Linked DNA regions of Homo sapiens: region 1 is linked to region 2. Evidence: chromatin loops called from intact Hi-C (ENCODE). Cell type or tissue: B cell. All regions are shown on one strand. Each heading gives the region's core, and the rest is flanking DNA. Links, peaks and the distances in the headings are about the cores only. Region 1 has its middle 7.1 kb from the start of WAS. Region 2 overlaps OTUD5 (OTU deubiquitinase 5).

The links. Peaks named below come from ENCODE experiments on the same cell type or tissue, not always from the same donor. Only the 100,000 strongest peaks of a DNase experiment are listed, where the experiment ranks them.
Region 1: a loop joins it to region 2, with 2.3 times the contacts of the local background. A loop is called at or near these places in 2 of 110 quality-filtered maps.

The regions. Positions count from the first base shown.
Region 1 is chrX:48,671,432-48,682,042 of GRCh38, reverse strand. It overlaps a transcript of WAS not described here. Among named protein-coding and RNA genes, the nearest start is that of WAS, 7.1 kb to the left of the region's middle. RefSeq lists a silencer at 5,170-5,599. In B cell, for the core only: no CTCF peak of the experiment used is centred there; a DNase peak (open chromatin) is centred at 5,612; H3K4me3 peaks cover 1,747 bases; H3K27ac peaks cover 1,388 bases.
Region 2 is chrX:48,933,580-48,944,190 of GRCh38, reverse strand. It overlaps OTUD5 (OTU deubiquitinase 5), which reads left to right. Exons shown (of 9, transcript NM_001136157.2): 2 at 1; 3 at 9,173-9,237; 4 at 9,324-9,480; 5 at 9,579-9,727. Among named protein-coding and RNA genes, the nearest start is that of OTUD5, 19 kb to the left of the region's middle. RefSeq lists cis regulatory regions at 1,947-2,483, 1,622-2,822, 3,237-3,737, 2,912-4,062 and enhancers at 3,627-3,886, 5,017-5,066, 5,077-5,576, 6,458-7,231. In B cell, for the core only: a CTCF peak has its summit at 6,568; DNase peaks (open chromatin) are centred at 4,270, 5,300, 6,410 and 7,000; H3K4me3 peaks cover 4,136 bases; H3K27ac peaks cover 7,600 bases.

The DNA.
Region 1 (10,611 bases), core at 1,820-9,819, 260 kb after region 2:
CCTCCCCAGGCCTCAGTTTCCCCATGTATGAGGTAGGCCATTTGGAGACTTGAAGCTCTCAGATACAGGAACAGCAGTTTGGGGGAGCTGAGCAGGTCTGGGGTGTGACTGACATTCCCAGGTACCTGAAGGAGGAACGGCACATCTCCAGTTGGGACCTGCAGTCCTTCCTGGAAACTTCCATGGCTTCCCACACGTGCAGGTTCAAAGCCTCTCTCCTGAACCTAGGTTCAGAACCCCTTCTGCAGTGGCAGTTCCAACCTCCCTCCCGTGTCCCCACTCACAGCTAAGCTTCGGGCCTGGAGCACCTCCAACCTGCTGATCAGGGCAAGCCCCGATGTGGCCTTCAAGGCCATTGCACGTGTTCATTGTGACACTGCTCACTGAGCAGTCAGTGTGTGCTAGGCGTATCTCCAGCATTTGGACAGATGACACTAAATGGGTATTGAAGCATTGAATGAAGGTTCAGTAATGATATCCAATTTGATTCAGTGGTTCCAGAGGCTTTTCTAAGTGCTTTCCATTTATTAACTCATTTCACATTCACAGATGACCCCACAAAGTAAGCACTACTGGCCGGGTGCGGTGGCTTACGCCTGTAATCCCAGCACTTTGGGAGGCCGAGGCAGCCAGATCACGAGGTCAGGAGTTCGAGACCAGCCTGACCAACATGATGAAACCCCGTCTCTACTAAAAATACAAAAATTACCCTGGTGTGGTGGTGCACACCTGTAATCCCAGCTACTCAGGAGGCTGAGGCAGGAGAATCACTTGAACCTGGGAGGCGGAGGTTGCAGTGAGCCGAGATCGTGCCATTGCACTTCAGCCTGGGTGACAAGAGCAAGACTCCATCTCAAAAAAAAACACAAAAAACGTAAGCACTACTGTTACCCCATTGTACTGACTGGGAAGCTGAGGCCCAGAGGAGCTTGGGTGCCTTGCCCGAGGTCACACAGCTTGTGAGTGGTGGAGCTGAGGAAAATTATGAGAGAAATTGTTGTTCCCAAGCTGTGAGGTGCCACATGGAGGCCAAGATAAAATTCTTCTGCTCCTTTGTGTCTTTTATTCTCCACCTTTCTACTTCTTTCTCGGCCTCCAGAACTGTCCCCTTGAATAGGGGATGCTAAGCCTCTGATATATTTGCTGGTTGTTGGTGTTGTTGTTGTTGTTTTTAATGTGAAAGCAAGTTTATTAAGAAAGTAAAGGAATAAAGAATGGCTACTCCATAGGCAGAGCAGCAGCTTGGGCTGCTGGACTAAGGATACTTACAGTTATTTCTTAATTATATGCTAAACAAGGGGTGGATTATTCATGAGTTTTCCAGGAAAGGGGTGGGCAATTCCGGGAACTGAAGGTTCTTCCCCTTTTTAGACCATGTGGGGTGACTTCTTGATGTTGCCATGGCACTGTCATGGCGCTGGTGGAAGTGTCTCTTAGCATGCTAGTGCATCATAATTAGTGTATAATGAGCAGTTAGGAAGACCAGAGGTTACTTTCATTGCTGTCTTGGTTTTGGTGGCTTTTAGCCAGCTTCTTTACTGCAACCTGTTTTATCAGCAAGATCTTTGTGACCTGTATCTTGTGCTGACCTCCTATCTCATCCTGTGACTTAGAATGCCTAACCTCCTGGGAGTAGCCCAGGAGCAGCCCAGTAGGTCTCAGCCTTATTTTACCCAGCCCCTATTCAAGATAGAATCACTCTGGTTCAAACGCCTCTGACATATTTGCCCTTCCCTTTTACAAGGAAACCCTTAATCCTAACGGTTTAGAGGGAGGAAGATTCATCTTCTGTAACTTCTTCAGGAGGAATAGGGGCGATGATATTCCTGCCTATTAGGGTCTCTTGTATTCAGGGTAGAAGGGAGCTCAGTCATAACTGAGCCACTCATAACTGAGCTCCAACAAAAGGTGTTGTCCATCCCTCTTGTTTCTTCTGAGGAGCCGTCACAGGTCACTGATTGGTTCACAGGAATAAGCAGGGTCAGTCCAAAGTTGGCCAATCAGTGCTGCAGTCTTTTTCCTTTGGGTCGAGGGTCTCCTCAGTATCATCCCTTCGTGGTTCACCAGGAAGATGTTACCGGAAAGGGGTCCTGATCCAGACCCAAGAGAGGGTTTTTGGATCTCACACAAGAAAGAATTCGGAGCAAGTCCATAGAATAAAGTGAAAGCAAATGTATTAAGAAAGTAAAGGAATAAAAAATGACTACTCCATAGGCAGAGCAGCTGCTGGTTGTTTTATTTAACTATTTATTTATTTTTGAGACAAAGTCTCACTCTGCTGCCTAGGCTGAAGTGCAGTGGTGCAATCACGGCTCAATACAGCCTCGACCTCCTGGGCTCAAGGGATCCTCCTGCCTTAGCCTCTCAAGTAGCTGGGACTACAGGTGTGCACCACCATGCCTCGCTAATTATCATATTTTTTGTAGAGATGGGGTCTCACTATGTTGCCCAGCCTGGTCTGAATCTCCTGGGCTCAAGCATTCTGCCCTCCTCCACCTCCCAAAGTGCTGGGATTACAGGTGTGAGCCACAACAGCCTTGCTGGTTGTGCTGGTTGTTTTATAAATTAACATTTAAAGGTGGATATTTCGTTACCAAGGTATGAGAATGAATTTTTTAAAGTTGTATATTTCCTGTTCTTATTTCTAAGTAGCAGACAAGTGTAAAATGTATATTTTTCTCTAAAAAACAAAACAAAACAAAACAAAAAAACCTGAAGCAGGCTGGGCGTGGTGGCTCACCCCTGTAATCCAGCATTTTGGGAGGCCAAGATAGGTGGATCGCTTGAGCCCAGGAGTTTGAGACCAGCCTGGGCAACATAGCAAAACCCCATCTCTACAAAAAGTTTTTTAAAAATTAGCTGGGTGTGGTGGCATATGCCTGTAGTCGGGGAGGCTGAGGCGGGATGATTGCTTGAGCCTAGGAAATCGAGGCTGCAGTGAGCTGTGATTGCCTCAGTGCACTCTAGCCTGGGCAACAGAACAAGACGTCGGCTCTTGAAAAAAAAAAAAGAAAGAAAAACTTAAAGCACATTTTTGTTATTTTAGTCCCTAATAGAATGAGTTTTCCCATTATAGACTATAGTGATTTACTAATCATTTTAGTATCACTTTTCATATTCATATTTTTTGATTACTCCATTGACTGGCATCAATAATTTGGAGCTGGTTTATTACGTTTATATGTATCCACAAACTCTTTTTAAAAAAAATTTAAATTTTTTTCACTCCGTTCTTCTAGTCTGATGTTCTCATCAACTCTTGCTGTTCTGCACTGGATGCCAGTACTTGGTGAGGTGATGACCTCAAAGATAATTTGCTCTCCTGGGCCTTCAAATAGACTCAAAAACAAAAACAGGAACTTTAATCCAGCTTTTCTGGTTGCTCTCAGCAGGAGAGTTGGTCTAATGCAAGCCAGTTCACACAGCAGAAGTGTTAATTTACTTCACAGTAATACAGCAAACACCAGGAACCCCCAAGAACCAGGATGGACCCCATCACCTTCCCCTCCAACCCCTAGGGGCACCAGATGAATCACCTCCTGTTTATATCTTGTTCTTATTTTGCTTCTTGTTGGGAAGATATTGACTACAAGGTCCTGATCACCACACCCCAAGCCCAGAGTAGGTAATAAGACATGGGGGGTGTCTTCCACACCTGGGCCACCACTGACTGAATCCATGCAGGAGACCTAGGCATGGGGAGGGTCCAACTGCTGTCCTTTAAAACCAAACTGAGGCCAAGATGGCAAAATTTACGTTGCTGTATCTTCCTCCTCCCCTCACCGTACTATCTTCATGGTCCTCCGTATCCCTGACTGAGGGTTGCTTCCTGGGACAGGCCTGACCTAAGGAAATATCATTTCCCAACCCTCAGACCCAATGCTCCCTTTTAATAAGAAACATTTTTGGAGGCCTCCTTTTACTATCCTGAAATGACATTCACATTCATGTACATTACAAGTCTTGCTGGTGTGGGACAGCCCCCCAGCACCAGACCTCTGCCCATTCAATGCCAAAGCACCCTCAAGGAGGAATTCCCAAAACACACCCCGAGGGCAGGCAGGAACAGGACCCTTGTCTGTCTGGTTCAGTGCGGTATCCCCACCACCTAGCACAAGACCCTGAATGCACTAAGTAAATAATTGCAGTCTGGATAGCTATGCTGTGATTTACTGCCCTCTTCCAACAAGGCTTCCCTCTCCTCTGTTCACTGCCCCTGCGTGGGGAGCCAGGGAAGAAAAACGACTCAGGGTGCGCAGGGGCCAGCTCCCTTGCACAGAGAGTTCTACACAGTTCACTGACGCTGTGGGCAAATGGATGCTTCAGGGGCCCTCTGTCCTGCCGGGGGCGGAATGAGGACAGGGTGAGCACAGAAAGCAGAGACATCTGTAGAGTCAATGACGCAGTGGTCAGAACACAGAGTCCAGAGTGCACAGCCTGACCCTTGCCCTGGCCCTGGCGCTTCTCAGCTGTGTGCCTTCTGGTAACCTCTACAGGGCCTCAGGTCTCTCATCCAGAACGCGAAGATGATAATAGTAGTTAAGGTTGTTGTGAAGATGCAGTGAGATGATTTGTGTAAAGTGATCAGGAGAGCTTGGCACGTGTTATAATTATTCATTACTGTTGCCGTTTCTATGAAATAGCTGAGTAACTTGGATCAATGAACTATCATCCCTGACGCCTAGATTCCCCCCTCCCTCAAGCGCCTCCTCACCTTCCTCCCTCAGGCTTCCAGGTTCCACCACCATTGGTGGATGGTCAGGAAGCCAGTATGCGCGACCTCCCTTTTCTTTCCCCTGCTGCAAAGCCCATCTCAGAGTTCCCTTCTGTGGGGCTCAGCCAGACACCCCCAGGGCTGGGACAGGCTCCTGGAGCCCTCCCCGCCAACCAGAGACCCCGCCCTACTCCCCGCACCTGCACAGGAAAACCCTGGCCCAGTCAGGCCCCACCAGGACCAACCAGGGAACCAGAAGTCTCCTCCCAGTCCCTACCTTGCCCTCACCCTCAGCCACCACCAACTCCCTCTGGGCGGGCGCGCCCTACCTTCCTGCGCCTCAGTCTTTGTGAGCCCAGGAGTGCCCACTCCCCAATGTGTGTGCCCCTGTGGGTGTCCAGAGCCTTGTCTGTGTGACCCTAGGGGTGTCTACAGCCCTGTGGGTGGACCCGGCAACCTGCACTCTCCAGCGTGTGCGACCCTTGGAGCCCGCAGCCCGCAATGGCTGGGCATGGACGCGCGCACGGAAGCGTCCACCCGGGGCCGCACCACTGGGGAGGGGCGGCCAACCCGGGCGCACCGTTTTGTGTTGTGGGAGGAAGGCGCCCCCTTCCCCGCGCGGGGCCGGGTCGGCCAGTCCTGGTCCCGTCCTACCGGCTCCCCTCGCCCCGGGCGGCCGTTGGCCTCTCTCCTGCCCACCGCGTTGCCCTCTCCTCCTTTGACTTAGTCTTGACCCGGCCCTCCCGCACACGAGCTGGCAATTGGCTCAGGGCCGGGGGGGAGGGGGTGTGGGGGGCTGTGAGCTCTGATTGGTCGATGACTGAAGTCGGGTCCCTGTGCTTCTCGGTAGCGGCCCGGGCCCGCCTCCGTCCCTGCGCGCCGGGCTCCCATTGGTCGCCGCTCTGGAGCATGCGCAGTGGGTGCCAGTCCAGAGCCCGGGCTCCGGGAAAGCCGTGCTTTTGCGGTTCCGGTTGCTGGTTCTCACACCGCTGCGTCGTGTGGGGTTGTTGGCCCGAGAAGGGGCAGGACAGGGTGCGCGCTGGCGGAGGTTAGTGAGGTCACATACCGGGCCTTGGCGCCTGGTGCACTGGGCGCCTCCACCGCAACCTTCGTAGCAAACCCAGCGGGGTTCTCTGCCTGGGCACCATGGTTCTTGCGTTCATTTACTGTCCAGTTTCTCATTCCGAAAAGTGTGGCTGTGAGTTTGATCTGCAGGAGTAGGACGGGCACAGGGGGTGTCTGGTCCTCCTCGCACCATAAATCGCAGAGCGAGCCCCCTGTGGTCTCTGGATATAGTATACCAAAGTTAGATTAATTGTACTCCTTATCACAGGCCGGTCTAACGTTCGCAGCAGTGAAAAAGCCCTACGTGCCAGGGCCTTTGGCGAAGCGTGTGTAAGGGAATAAACACTTTCCTCAGTTTTCCAGGCGCAAACGGATGGTTTTGGAGCATTAAGGTCTGGTCGGCTGGGGCAGGATGGCTGCGTTGACACGTCTTATTTACCACATCGTAGGTGAGGTAGCCACTTACCTCTTTACAGATTGAAATTTTTACATTTCATGTTTATGTAAGTTGAAATAGAAGTATATATTACAAGCATTATGAAAGTATGTAACAAGGCTGGGCGCGGAGGCTGACGCCTGTAATCCCAGCACTTTGGGAGGCCGAGGTGGGCAGATCACTTGAAGCCAGGAGTTCGAGACCAGCCTGGCCAACATGGTGAAACCCCGTCTCTACTAAAAATACGAAAATTAGCCGGGCATGGTGGTGCACGCCTGTAGTCCCAGCTACTCGGGAGGCGGAGGCAGGAGAATCATTTGAACGCGGGTTGCGAAGGTTGCAGTGAGCCGAGATTGCGCCACTGCACTCCAGCCTGGGTGACACAGCAAGACTATGTCTCACAAATAAATGAATAAAATATGTAACAGTATGTATAAATGTATGATTTATAGGGATGGAGCAGAGGGGACCCAATTCATTGCCCTGGGGTAAGTCACATGATGAAGGGAAGGGGGACTGTTGATTTTTTAACTTGGTGCCCAAAATGTTAGGAAGACTGACCCCTAAGGCATCTGCCTTCACCAACTGGGACAAATTTCCCTTAATTAGCTTGGAAACTCAAAGAGCCCAGTGCTGCCTCCACTGCTGAAAACACACACTGATCTTTGTATCAGGTCTTGTCCCGAGGAAGATCGTGTGCAGAGGATTAGAGAGCTGGGTACAACACATCAAAGGTTCAGATAAAGTGTGAGCATTTAGTCATCATTGAATGTTTCTGAGGGTGGCTGGCCTTGTAACATGCATACTTCACTTTAGTACCTCTGCGCAGGCGCCGTAGGAGGTGAGAGGTGCATTGTTTTTCTTTGGGATCTTGCCCTAATGGTTGTAATATGGTATAGTCAAACAGAATAAACTATATAACCTCTTTTAGAGAAACACAAACAAAAGTAATACAATTAAAGAAGGCAAGAGGGAAGAAAAGAAAATCTTTAGCTTATGAATAAAAGAAAAAGCCTATTTGAATAGAATAAAATGCTAAAAAGAATCCCACATTCCAATAAATATAGCTTGCCTTATAAATCAGTAGCCATTTAAATAGTAAGGATTTTATCACCATCATCAACCCCATTTTAGACCTTTATTATGGCAACTTGAAGAGAAAGAGTTTTTTTGGTGGGGGTTGGTGGGGGGAGGAGACTAAGTTTGGCAACTTAGGGAAAAATGCAGTATGTGTGTTTATAATCTTATGATCAATTGAGTTTTCAGAAGATTAGGTGATAAATATGTACATATACGTAGTGTTAGCATAGCATGTGTGAGTGATGTAAGTTGCTCATGGAAGCTTTAAAAAGTTATTAACTGGCTGGGCGCAGTGGCTCACGCCTGTAATCCCAGCACTTTGGGAGGCCAGGGTGGGCGAATCACCTGAGGGCAGGAGTTGAAGACCAGCCTGGCCAAGATGGTGAAACTCCGTCTCTACTAAAAATACAAAAATTAGCCAGGCATGGTGGCGAGCACCTGTAATTCCAGGTACTTGGGAGGCTGAGGCAGGAGAATTGCTTGAACCCGGGAGGCGGAGTTTGCAGTGAGCAGAGATTGCGCCATTGCACTCTAGCCTGGGCAACAAGAGTGAAACTCTGGGTCGGGCGCAGTGGCTCACGCCTATAATCCCAGCATTTTGGGAGGCTGAGGTGGGCAGATCACCCGAGGTCAGGAATTTGAGACCAGCCTGGCCAACATGGCGAAACCCTGTCTCTACTAAAAATTAAAAAATTAGCCGGGCATGTAATCCCAGCTACTGGAGAGGCTAAGGCAGGAGAATCGCTTGAACCTGGGAGGCGGAGGTTACAGTGAGCCAAGATTTCTCTGAATACTTACTTGTAGTATCCCTGAACAACCTACTGTAGGTTTAGGTTTCACAAAGAGTAAAAACAGATGCCAGCCTATAGGGCAGTTAGTAGCCATAGAGGTCCAGCCAGCTTTTGGACCACTTTCTTCATCCCAAAGATTTTATTTTCCCAGAAGAAACCATGTACTGAAATCAAAGCAAGTAAATGGAGTAAAACATCTTGTGTATCACTAGATGCATTTGGGGTAGATTGTTTGCAAAGGGGGTGCTATGGACTGAATTGTGTCTCCCCTCCCTTAATTCATATATTGAAGATCTAACCCCAGATGTGACTGTATTTGAGATAGGGCCTTTAGGGAGGTAATTCAGGTTAAATGAGGTCATAAAAGGAGGGTCCTAATCCAATAGGACTGGTGTCCTTATAAGAAGAGACGTGATGGACGCTCATGCACGGGGAAAAGACCATGTGAGGCCACACAGCAAGAAGGCAGCCGTTTGAAAGCTAAGGAGAGAGGCCTCACCAGAAACCAACCCTGATGACACAACAGCCTTTCTTGTCTTAGAAATTGTGGTGATAACTACTGGAAATTCAAAAAAGTTTTTTAAAGCAATTATGAACTTTCACCAAGTAAGTGTCTCTACAAGGTATACTGTGGGCAAGTGATGGTATACAATTTGAATGCCTAATTAGTGTGAATAACCAATGTGAAGGTGCTAATTTTTTTTTTTTTTTTTTTGAGACGGAGTCTCGTTCTGTCGCCCAGGCTGGAGTGTAGTGGCATGATCTCGATTTACTGCAACCTCTGCCTCCTGGGTTCAAGCGTTCTCCTCCCTCAGCCTGCCAAGTAGCTGGGATTACAGATGGACACCACCATGCCCAGCTAATTTTTGTATTTTTAGTAGAGATGGGGTTTCACCGTGTTGGCCAGGCTGGTCTCGAACTCCTGACCTCAGGTGATCCACCCACCTTGGCCTCCCAAAGTGCTGGGATTACAGGCATAAGCCACTGCGCCCAGCCCTTCTTTTTTTTTTGAGACAGAGTTTCACTTTTGTTGCCCAGGTTGGAGTACAATGGCGCGATCTCAGCTCACTGCAACCTCCGTGTCCCAGGTTCAAGCAATTCTCCTGCCTCAGTCTCCTGAGTGGCTGGGATGACAGGCACCCGCCACCATGCCCACCTAATTTTTTATATTTTTAGAAGAGACAGGGTTTCATCATGTTGGCCAGGCTGGTCTTAAACTCCTGACCTCAGGTGATCCGCCCACCTCAGCCTCCCAAAGTGGTGGCATTACAGGCATGAGCCACCACGCCCAGTCAAAAATCACCTGTTTTGATATGTTTGCTCAGTCTATTACAAAATTCTTTCTATTGCCAAAGAGTAGTTGGAATTTTCAGTTGGTCTCAAAACCAAACCCATAATGTTAAATTGTAATCTCCATCAGGAACTTGTTGGCACTAAGTGGCTGGAAATCTCTCCTCATACAAAGAAGTATCATTTTTGCTGAAGATTTTCAAAAACATTCTCTAGTACAGTATTATTATATTGCTGGGCACCATGGCTCATGCTTGTAAGCCCAGTGCTTTGGGAGGCAAGGCAAGATAATCACTTGAGGCCAGGAGTTTGAGGCTAGCCTGGGCAACATAGCAAGACCCTGTGTCCACTAAAAAAAAAAAAAATTGGCGGGGTGCGGTGGCACATGCCTGTAGTCCCAGCTACTTGGGAGGCTGTGGTAGGAGTATTCCTTGAGCCCAGGAGTTGGAGGTTGCAGTGAACTATCATTGCACCACTGCATTCTAGCCTGGGTGACAGCAAGACCCCGTCTCTCTTTTTATTTTTTTTTGAGATGGAGTCTCGCTCTGTTGCCCAGGCTGGAGTACAGTGGCATGATCTCAGCTCACTGCAACCTCCGCCTGCCAGGTTCAAGCGATTCTTCTGCCTCAGCCTCCCGAGTAGCTGAGACTACAGGTGTGTGACACTACGCCTGGGTAATTTTTGTATTTTTAGTAGAAACAGGGTTTCACCATGTTAGCCAGGATGATCTTGATCTCCTGACCTCGTGATTCACCCACCTCAGCCTCCCAAAGTGCTGGGGTTACAGGCGTGAGCCACTGTGCCCAGCCAACCCCATCTCTTAAAAAAAAAAAAATACAGGCCAGGTGCGATGGCTTATGCCTGTAATCTCAGCATTTTGGGAGGCTGAAGCAGGAGGATCGCTTGAGCCCAGGAGTTTGAGAGCAGCCTGGGCAACATGGGAAGACCCCCATCTCTACAAAGTATAAATTAAAAAATAATTAGCTGGGCATCGTGGTGCATGCCTGTGGTCCCAGCTACTCAGGAGGCTGAGGTGGAAGGATCATGTTAGTCTGGGAGTTCGAGGCTGCTGTGAGTCATGATTGTGTCCCTGGAGTCTAGCCTGGGCAGCCAAGCAAGACCCTGTCTCAAAAACAAAAACCCTGGCTTGGCGCGGTGGCTCACACCTGTAATCCCAGCACTTTGGGAGGCCAAGGCGGACAGATCACGAGGTCAGGAGATGGAGACCAGCCTGG
Region 2 (10,611 bases), core at 1,593-9,592:
GGTGAGTCTCTGCCTTAGTCCTTAAGGGCCTAGGGCTGCCCCTAAGCTGTGTCCCAGTTATCAGGAATAGCCCCTGAGACAGGGTTGAGGCAGAGCTAGCTAATCTTTTAGGGACTCTAGGCTCCAGCCTCAAGTTGGTATCTGACCTCTAGCCGTGGGTCTTGAGACATTGTAGTGGTGCAAGATTAATATGCATAATAACAGCAAGAAGAATGATAAAGAAAATAATATCCTTTGGGACACATTGTCAGGTGCTACAGGAAACCTCTTTGATTCCCCTCTAAGCTAGGTGAGTGTAGGGACTACTGTTGCTTCCATTTGTCAGATGAGAAAAGTGGCTCAGAGATGGTGGGTGACTTGTCTGGAGTGAAATAATAAGTGGTAGAGTTGGGATTCAGTGTCTGGGTTAGATTAGTCTGAGGCCCATGCTCTTAACCATAGCATACTGCTGCCACCCTGGGCTGTATGACCCCTAGGTTTATACCCAGATCCCATCTCTGGTGTGTTGCGGGTCTCTGTTCCTCAATCTGTGTGTATGGGGGCTATCAGACTAGATCTTTACAAATTTCTTATATCATAGAATTTTTTTTCAACTTATATAAAAGTAGAGAGAATGATGAACCCTCATGTACCCATCATCCAGCTTCAAAATAGTCAATACGTGGCCAGCCTTGTTTCATCACTATCCCGCCCACTCTTTCTCACTCCCCTGAAAGAAGAGTATTTTTAAAGCAAAACCCCGACATTGGATCATTTCATTCATAAATATTTCTGTATGTTTCTCTGACAGATACAGACTTACTCTCTTCTTTTTAACATAATCAAAATGCCATTACTGCACCTAACAGAATTAATAATGCCTTAATACCATCTGTTATCCAGTCTGAGTTAGATCTTTGAGGCCATTTTGGCTCTGAATCTGTGACCCAACAAGTAGTTGTGAGGTCCTGTGCTAGGGTGAAGGGGAAGCTGGGAATGTGACCTGATCCTCCCTGTGGTTCTCTGATATCTACCAAGGAAAAGTGCCCTCTGATAGGAGCTTTGAGCTGGGAGTCAGAAGACCTACCTTCTAGTTCTGGCCCTGACTCATAACTGCTGTGACACTTGGCCTTGGTCTTCCCGTCTGTGAAATGGTGTTGATTCTCAATGCCTCTTTGAGTTCCTTCTTGGTCTGCTATTCTCTCCGTCTGTGGGTACCCCCCATGTCTACTGGTGGGCTGGGGTGTTTTAGGCTCCATCCCTGGCTGCACAACTGATTCTTGGTATGACCTTAGGCAAGCAGCTCTTCTTTCCTGAGGCTGTTTCCTCATCTGTAAAATGGGGCTAAAAGACCCTAATGCTGTAACGATTTAATGAAGTTGCTTTGGTAAATCCCTTTAGTGCCTGACACATATAGTAGACCCTCATGGAACAGTAGCATTTGTAAAACCCAGATGCCATTTTCACTGGTGCCTCAGAGTCACATGTGTTTGTTGAAAGGGTGGAGTGAATGGTCTCCTCTCTATTCTGCCAAGCAGAAGAGGCTCAGGCAATGGGCTCTATTGGACTGGGAAAAAACTTATCCCTCCTACCCCTCTGGCTCAAGTTTGTGTTTTCCCTGGGATGTTTCCCAGAGGAAGAGCTGGGTTTCGGGGCATCTTGGACAAAAGAAAGGCAAAGAAAGAATAGGTGGGGGCCTGTTAGGTGCTAGGCCCTGTGTTGAGACCTCAGGCTAGATGTGGGGTAAGCAGGGCTTCTGGTGGAGTTAGGATTAGAGAATGCAGCGGGCATCTGAGTCTTGGGCAGTCATTGAGGGTAAGCCTTGGGACTGGCTAGTGAGGACCTGGCTTGTGTAGTAACTCATATCAAGAGCCGTGTGTGTGTGTGTGTGTGTGTGTGTGTGTGTGTGTGTATCTAGCTAGCTGTTCTCTGTGTGTGTGTGTGTGTGTGTGTGTGTGTGTGTGTGTATGTGTGTGTGTATCTAGCTAGCTGTTCTCCCCAAATACCCCCGACCCTTGGGGCTAGCTAGTGAGGACCTGGCTTGTTGTAGTAACTCGTATCAAGAGCAGTATTTGTGTGTGTGTGTGTGTCTATATGTATCTAGCTGTTCTCCCCAAATACTCCCGACCCTTCCTCCCACTGGGGCCTTCAGTAAGGGGCCTCTACTTACAGGAAGAGCTGACCAGGGCAGGTTGAAGGCCTTTCCTTATCGGCACTATGGCTACACATTTCCCCTGACTGGGCTGCCTTTGGCTTTTCTCTGTAAAACCTCAGAAGTCCTCTGGCCTCTCCCCCGAAGTACATGGCCCTTGGTCTCTAGACCTTATCTGGAGGTTTCCTTGGTGCAGAGTGCATAATACATGTGCCTGGGAAGGGGACTTTGTCCCTGGGCTTTTTGCTGCCCCCGTTTCCAGCCTCGCCTGGATGGGGACAGATGGCAGTCAGCTTAGACTGTAGTGTGAAGCCCTACAGGCTGACTTCCTGCCATGTGTTGAATAGTGGAAGGAACGTGGAGCAGAGAGTTGGAGTTGGGCGGGGGCTGCAAACATAGAGGGCACTGTTTCCTTGACCCCTGCTGTGTGCTAGGCATTCAGCTGGGTGCTTCAGGCTCACTGCAAAACTTGGATCATTATCCCATGAGACAGGTGAAAAGATTGAAGCATAGAAAGGGAAATGACATGCTCAGGGCCATTAGCCAGAGCTGGCCTGGGAACCCAGAGGTGTCCAAAGGACACGCATTCTTTTTTTTTTTTTTTTTTTTTTTTTTTTTTTTTTTTTTGAGATGGAGTCTCCCTCTGTCGCCCAGGCTGGAATGTGCAGTGGCGTGATCTCGGCTCACTGCAACCTCTGCCTCCCGGGTTCAAGTGATTCTTCTGCCTCAGCCTCCTGAGTAGCTAGGATTACAGGCGTGCACCACCACACCTGGTTAATTTTTGTGTTTTTAGCAGAGATGGGGTTTCACCATGTTGGTCAGGCTGGTCTCAAACTCCTGACTTTGTGATCCACCCGCTTTGGCCTCCCAAAGTGTTGGGATTATAGGCATGAGCCACCGCATCCGGCCAGGACACATTCTTTTTATGATCCTAGGATCCTTAGCTTCTTAGCTTGGTTGTCAACTGGCTGGATGACCTTGGCTGTGTTCCTTGACTTCTCTGGACCTTACCTCCTCCAAGTAGGAGCACGTGGCCCTCTGTTGTTGGGAGTCTTGAGGCAGGTGGCTTTCTGCCTTCTGTTCCCCTGGATTATCTTCCTATAGGGTCCTACCATTTGCTTTAGAGACTTCTGAGAATTGCCTACTCCCCAGGTAGCTGCCTGCCTGCCATTGGTTCCCCTGAGTTAAGCAATATCCATTGCTTGCGCTCAGTTCTCTCCCACCTCCTCTTATTGGGGATTCATGAGCATCATTGAAGGCTTGGGTGGAGTGGAGGTGGGAACCTGAGCCTCAGAGGTATCCTGTGGCCCACCCTGTCCCTGTTATGCTCAGATAACCTCCTCCTGGAAACATGACTCTGCATCTCTCCCTTGCTCCCTCCCTCCATGTGGCTTTGACTCAGCAGAAACCTCTAACCCTGACCAGGGTCCTGGTGCTAGCTTCTGTGGGCAGAGTGAAGGCCACATGGTTGTTTCTACATGGGCCATGGGGGAGTGGCAAGGGCTGTGCATGTTACCACGATGAGGCCCAGAAACATTAGCTAGGCCCACTCTTCTGGGCCTTTTGGTCTTGGAACATCAGCACTAGGAGGGATGGATCTGAGATCAATTTTGATTGTTTTATAAATGGGGAAACTGAGGCCTCAAGAGAAAGCCAAGACCCTACCCTATCTAGGTCATACAACCAGTGTCAGAACATTGGTATTTGAGGTTGAACCAGGCCACAGAAAGAAGATTCCCACGGGCCATTTCCTGTACACCAGCTTCCTTCAGCCTCTCCCGTGTATCCTTCAGGTTTCTCATCCTTGCAGTGGGAATCCTTGAGCAGAGGAGCACACATCTCAGGAACCAGACTATCCAGTGGGATGAGTTCTGTCTCTCCCACTGAGGGTATGCTAGTTGGGGTAGTTGGGGCTACAGACCAGGTCACACCACAGCTGCTTGACAGGCAAGTGAGACCTTTGTCCTGGCTCATCTCCTCAGGAGATTGGTTCTCAGTGGGGCCAGGGTTCCCACTGGACCAGGAGGGTAGTGGGGAGCAGACCAGGTCCCTGTCTCCCTCTGCAGCTGTGTGTACACACGTTAGTGTGGTTTGTTTTTAGGTTCCCTGTAGACACCTAGCTTCCTTTTTTGCCCTTAGCGGAACTTGCTGTGGCTCTTCTGGGAGGCAGGCAGCTACCTGGGGAGTAGGCAGTTCTCAGATGTCTCTAAAGCAAATGGTAGGACCCTATAGGAAGATAATCCAGGCTCTCATGTCTTGCTTCTTAACATAAATCTGGGTACATTATTGGTTACATTACATTAGTTACATAAGGACTTCCCCCGGGCAACAGAGGAGAGAGGTTGAGGCTAGTCTGTTAGAGCTCTTGGTTATTTCCCCTGCCCTCCACCTACCCTGCCAGAGGCCAGGAAGGAGGTTGGTGGGGTAGGGGGTCCCTCAGTTTATAGAGCCTCACATCTTCAGTCTTTCCTGAAGTGGCAAGGGCATCTACTCATTGAATGTGATAGTTCTCTGTTGTGGGATTTGTTGGGTGAGCATTTGGCCTCAGGGAGCATCTTTGGCAGTCTCTGCTGTATGTGTATACACATGTGCATTTCTATACTGGTGTCTCTGTGTGTCCAGAAAAAGGAAAGAAGTGGGGTGTGTATGGGGAGGGTAAGGTTCATATTGGCCTCTGTGGCCCTAGGGAGAGATGCAGCCCCTGATATCTATAATCTCTGCCCTCTCCCATGCCTTTCCTGGGTTCTAGCTGATTCCTGCTTGTGCTGGTGTGGAAACTGAGGCACACAAGATCAGGTCCTGCCCCAGGGAGTAAGGTGACTAAGATGGTGGCTGGATTGGGGTGAAGGTGGTAATATCAGCTGGGGCCAGCAGTTACCCTTTGAGAGCCTGGCCTCCCCTTCACTCCCCCTAAATCTGTGATCCCAGGCAAGCTTTGCCACATTTCTGTGTCTCCTGGGTAAAGTAAGAGTGTTTTGGTAAGGATAGAATGAGTTGGAGTGTGAAAAGTCTTTGGTGTGGGACCAATTGTAGTATTGTACTGAGGATTTCTGAGCCCTGTTTGAGATGGGAACAGAGGTAGAATGGTGGGGGACCCCCTTCCAGCTGGCCTCTGGGAGGGGAGAACAGGTGCAGATTGCCCACAAGTGCAGCGTCAGCAAGAGGAGGAGTTTCAGTTTCTATCAAAACAAGTTCTCTGAATTCCCCTACCTCTGCAGGTCATCCCCCCAACCTCAGACCCCTCCACAGGGAAGTCAAGCCTGGCCCCCAGCCCTGTGTGCCAGCCTTCTGGGAAGAGGAGGGCTTTCTGGAGGACAGAGGTGGAGCTAGGAAAGTCAGAAAAACGAATTCTTTTTTTTTTTTTTGAGACAGAGTTTCGCTCTTGTTGCCTAGGCTGTAGTGCAGTGGTGTGATCTTGGCTCATTGCAACCTCCACCTCCCGGGTTCAAGCGATTTTTCTGCCTCAGCCTCCCAAATAGCTGGGATTACAGGCATCCACCACCCTGCCTGGCTAATTTTTTGTATTTTTAGTAGAGATAGGGTTTCACCATGTTGGCTCGGCTGGTCTTGAACTCCTGACCTCAGGTGATCCACCTGCGTCGGCCTCCCAAATTGCTGGGATTACAGGCGTGAGCCACCACACCTGGCCAAAAATGAATTCTTGTTGAGTACTTCCTATGTGTTTAGCTCTGTGCTTAGATGCTTTTCCTGCCTTATATTATTGGAGAAATCCTTCTATTCTCCCTTGTTGGGGTAGTACTATTGCTGTTTTCCTTGGTTTGGAGATGTATATTTTCTTCCACGTTAATGATTCCAAACTTAGGGTATACCTTATAATCAGTGTGGTGTGTTTCCCCCCTCAAAAGCTGTGATTAGGTACATGTTATACCATATCACCTATCAGTGCCATCATAGGATTGAGGAGAGAAGGTGGTATTTTACATTTTACAGATAAGTAAAGAAGTGTCATAACTCGTCCATACTTTAGGACCCTGTTTTATGAAGCCTGTATTGTTAATTCGATATTAATTTAACTGCTGAAGTTTTGTTAGAACTAACGGCCTAGAGGTAGACTTGTGGACCTTTGGTTTCGCTAAAGGTAGAGAGCCAGGAGAGGACATGCATCCTAGGTCTGCATTTGGGGCTTTCCTCTGGCTGAGGAATTGCAACAGAAATGAGGAAGGGCTTCATAAGTGGTTATGGCAACATTCTGGCTGACTCGTGGGTAACTAGCATATGAAGGAATCATTGTCGTCATGACAAATTGTGTTCCTGTTTCTTGACCACCTACTGTGCCTTAGGTGCTTGGCAAACCTCCTGTGTAGTTTTGACAACACCCAGCAGATGGAAGAGGAGTTACTGTCTCCACCTTATGCATGAGGACATTTCAGCTTAGAGAGGTTAAAGGCCTTATCCATTGCTACACAGCTAGGAGGCAGCAGAGCCTTTCTGCCAGGCAAAGGGGTCAGTGGCAGAGAAATGGGACCCTCAGGGGGTTTTCCCCCAGATCCCTTCCCTGTTCCACAGTCTCCTCTCTTTCCCCATTTTCCTGCATCTGGCATCTAGCTCTTGAAGATAGAACTCCCAGGCCTGGAAATGACCGTTGACCTTTCCATAGGAGATGGGCTTTCTCCAGCACCTCAGCCTATCTCTCTGAGCCTGGCCAGCCAACCCCTATTTAACCCCTTCATTCTCATCTTTGTTCCTGTTTACTGCAGCTGCCAACAGCACTGCCTCCCAGTACCCCAAGCTCAGTCTACAGAAATAGCTCCCCAAGTAGCTCACTGTGCGGGCTCTGTGGTCCTGGCTTCTAAGAAAGGCAGCAGCAGGGGGCCCCCAGCCTGTGCGCAGGACATGTGACTTGCTGGAAATGCCGCTGGGGAGGGCGGGGGAGAGTGTGGCCGCAGAACCCACATCCTTGTTTACATTGGTGAAGGGGCTACCCCCCTTCCCGCCTTCACAACCTCCACACCCCCTTACCCTTCAGGTCTCTTCACCTCCAAGAGGACTGGAGACAAACATGGGCCCTATTTTCTATCTCAGAGTAGCCTTTCTCACAGAACACTCCAGGGTAGGAAGGGGAAGGCAGGGAAGGTGTTCTTCTGACAGTTCTTCAGAGAGGTAGACTGACAGGGAAGAACTCAGGAGTGTTCCTGTGTGACCTGACCCTAGCCCCATGCCCCAGGGAGATCCCATCAGAGCAGTGGTCCTCTGGGGAAACAAAGGGAAATTCCCAAAACCAGTGGAAATCAGACTTGCATGATCTTCAGGCCCACTTTAATTTCACAGGGAGAAGAGCTCCCTGGCTTACCCAGCCTATCCATTTGCTCAGTAAACTTTTCCTGATTTCCTTTACTGTATCGGGCCCTGAGCTGGGGGTGGACTTTGGTGTGAACTGCCCTTTGCCTTCTGTGGGAGCCCAGTGTGGTCGGGCAGAAGTCTATGCACACCTTTGATAAATCTGGTGATAGAGGTGTCCTGGGTAGTGGGGAACTGTATTAAAGAACATGTTGGGCCAGGCGCGGTGGCTCACACCTGTAATCCAGGCACTTTGGGAGTCTGAGGCGAGAGGATCGCTTGAGCCCAGGAGGTCAAGGCTGCAGTGAACTATGATCGCGCCACTGCACTCCAGCCTGGGCGACAGAGCGAGACCTTGTCTCAAATAAATAAATAAATAAAGAACACATTGGTGTTTGAGAAGTAGGCAGCTGACGAGGATGGAAGGAGCGTCCTGAAGAGAAGGAACGGCATGTGTGAAGATCCTCAAGCGAAGCAGAGGGAGTGTGTTTCCTTCTCGCCTTAGTTTGACCAAATCTCACGACGCCTGGACTATTCGGGCCACAGGCTGCCCATCCTGAGTTAAGCTAAAGTTAGTTGCATGTGTGTCTTATCTCTTTTACTAGACTGTGTGCTCCCCGAAGGTAGGGGCAGGATTTTACTCACCTCTGTCACCTTCACAGTACCCCACATTCAGGCCTCCCTACGGAGGAAGGAATTCTGATTTACTCTGTGGCTACTCTGTCCCAAGCCCAGTGGTAGTTATTTTATACCCGTTATCTCATTTAATCCCCACAAAAGGCCTGCCATTTGGTTATCCCTTTTTTTTTTTTTTTTTTTTTTTGAGACAGAGTCTTACTCTGTCGCCCAGGCTGGAGTGCAGTGGCATGATCTCGGCTCACTGCAACCTCTGCCTCCTGGGTTCAAGCGATTCTCCTGCTTCAGCCTCCCAAGTAGCTGGGATTATAGGCGCCCGCCACCATGCCCGGCTAATTTTTGTATTTTTGGTAGAGACGGGGTTTTACCACGTTGGCCAGGCTGGTCTCGAACTCGTGACCTCAAGTGATCTGCCCACCTTGGCCTCCCAAAGTGCTGGGATAACAGGTGTGAGCCTCCACGCCTGGCCTGTTATCCCTCTTTTTCCCATTTTACAGATGAGGTATATGAGGCTCAGAACACTTGGGTCACTTGCCTCTGGTCACTCAACTCTCTAGTATCTGGCAGAACTGGGCTTGGAGCCCATTTTTTTTTCTTTCCTTTTTTTGTCTTTGTTCCCTTTTTTTTCAGCCTACAAAGGCCATGTTGACTTGTAGGAGTCAGGAAAACTGAATTCAGAGTTGACTCTGTCACAGACTGACTCTTTGTGACCTTGGACAAACCACAAACTCCCCCTGAACCTCAGTTTCCTCATGTGGAAAGCAAAGGGGGTGTGGGAATCAATAGCATTTGAGGCCAACCTGTGGAACTTAGAATGTTGTTGATTTCTCTGAGTGGCCACGTGTACCCTAGACAAAGTCATCTGCCCAAGAGGCCTGTGGATGTGTTCCTCTCACCTGCACTCTCTTGTTCTTCAAGTCTGGCCCTGCCTGCCATATTTTTCCATGACCCCGTTCTAGCCTACAAGGGCAAGAACTCTCCAGGCCTTGGGGTAGAAAAGGGAATTTCCCTGGTCCCCCAGTTCCTCCTCCCCAAAGGATGTTCTATGATTCAGAGCTCTTCTCTGGCATCTCTGACCCTAGCTGCTGCTTTCTTCTGCCCCCACAGCTGACCAGGTGTATGGAGACCAGGACATGCATGAGGTTGTGCGAAAGCATTGCATGGACTATCTGGTGAGAAAATGGAGGCCTTTGGGGAAGGGGCAGGGTGGGAGGATTTCTTCTCCACACAGACCTTAACCTTCCAATCTATTCTGCAGATGAAGAATGCCGACTACTTCTCCAACTATGTCACAGAGGACTTTACCACCTACATTAACAGGAAGCGGAAAAACAATTGCCATGGCAACCACATTGAGATGCAGGCCATGGCAGAGATGTACAACCGTCCTGTGGAGGTGTACCAGTACAGCACAGGTACTTCTGCAGTGGGTAGGTGAGGGAAAGATGGTGCCTCATTCGAGCCTGCCCAACCTGGCCTGCTGTGGATGCTCCCTCCTTCTCTTTCTCTGCAGAACCCATCAACACATTCCATGGGATACATCAAAACGAGGACGAACCCATTCGTGTTAGCTACCATCGGAATATCCACTATAATTCAGTGGTGAATCCTAACAAGGCCACCATTGGTGTGGGGCTGGGCCTGCCATCATTCAAACCAGGGGTGAGTGGGTCCCTGTGCCCAGAATGGCTGCTGGATATAGAGGTCAGAAACCTCTGTTGGAGTCTGTTTTGCCCCTAACTCACAAAAATATCCTGTCTCCTCTCTCCCCTGAGGTCTCACCCTTACAAAAAAAAAAAAAAAAATAGGGAGTTACTTAAGGTGATCTCTCAGGGCTTGTTCTTTGGTCTTGGTTTGCCTGTCTGAGTTGGCTTACCTATCTTTTGTGCCCGTTGAGGGCTGGCATTTTAGGATGTGGAGTCCTATTTTGGAGCAGTGAGCCAGGGCTTGCTCTGGGCATCTTGGCATGGATCTTTCTCCTGGGATCATAGTGGTTACAGACAGCCATGGTCACAGAGACATGGGGTACAGGCCTGGCCCCACCACTCACTGGCTGTGTGATCTAGGCAGATTCTGTAAGTATTCCAGGCTGGCAGCTTGGCTGATACAGAAAGCACCTCCCACTGGGCCTGGGGCCTAGTAGGTGTTCAGAAGGTGGCAGTGCATTTTCCCAGCACATACCGATAGATTCTCATTCATTTCTCTCTCTCTCTCTTACAGTCATTTGCTGAGGATTTTGGTATCTTCTATTCAGGTTTCACTTCTACAAACACAAAGTACTCCTGCTTCATTTTCGGAAACACATAGCCTAACACCAACACACCCTCCAACATAGGGTTCTTTTTTGTTTTGTTTTTAAATAAACTTAATTTTAGAGCAGGTTTAGATTTACAGAATTACTGCAAAGAGGCTGGGCACGGTGGCCCACACCTGTAATCCCAGCATTTTGGGAAGCCGAGGCTGGCAGATCACCTGAGGTCAGGGGTTCAAGACCAGCCTGGCTAACATGGTGAAACCCTGTCTCTACTAAAAATACAAAAATTAGC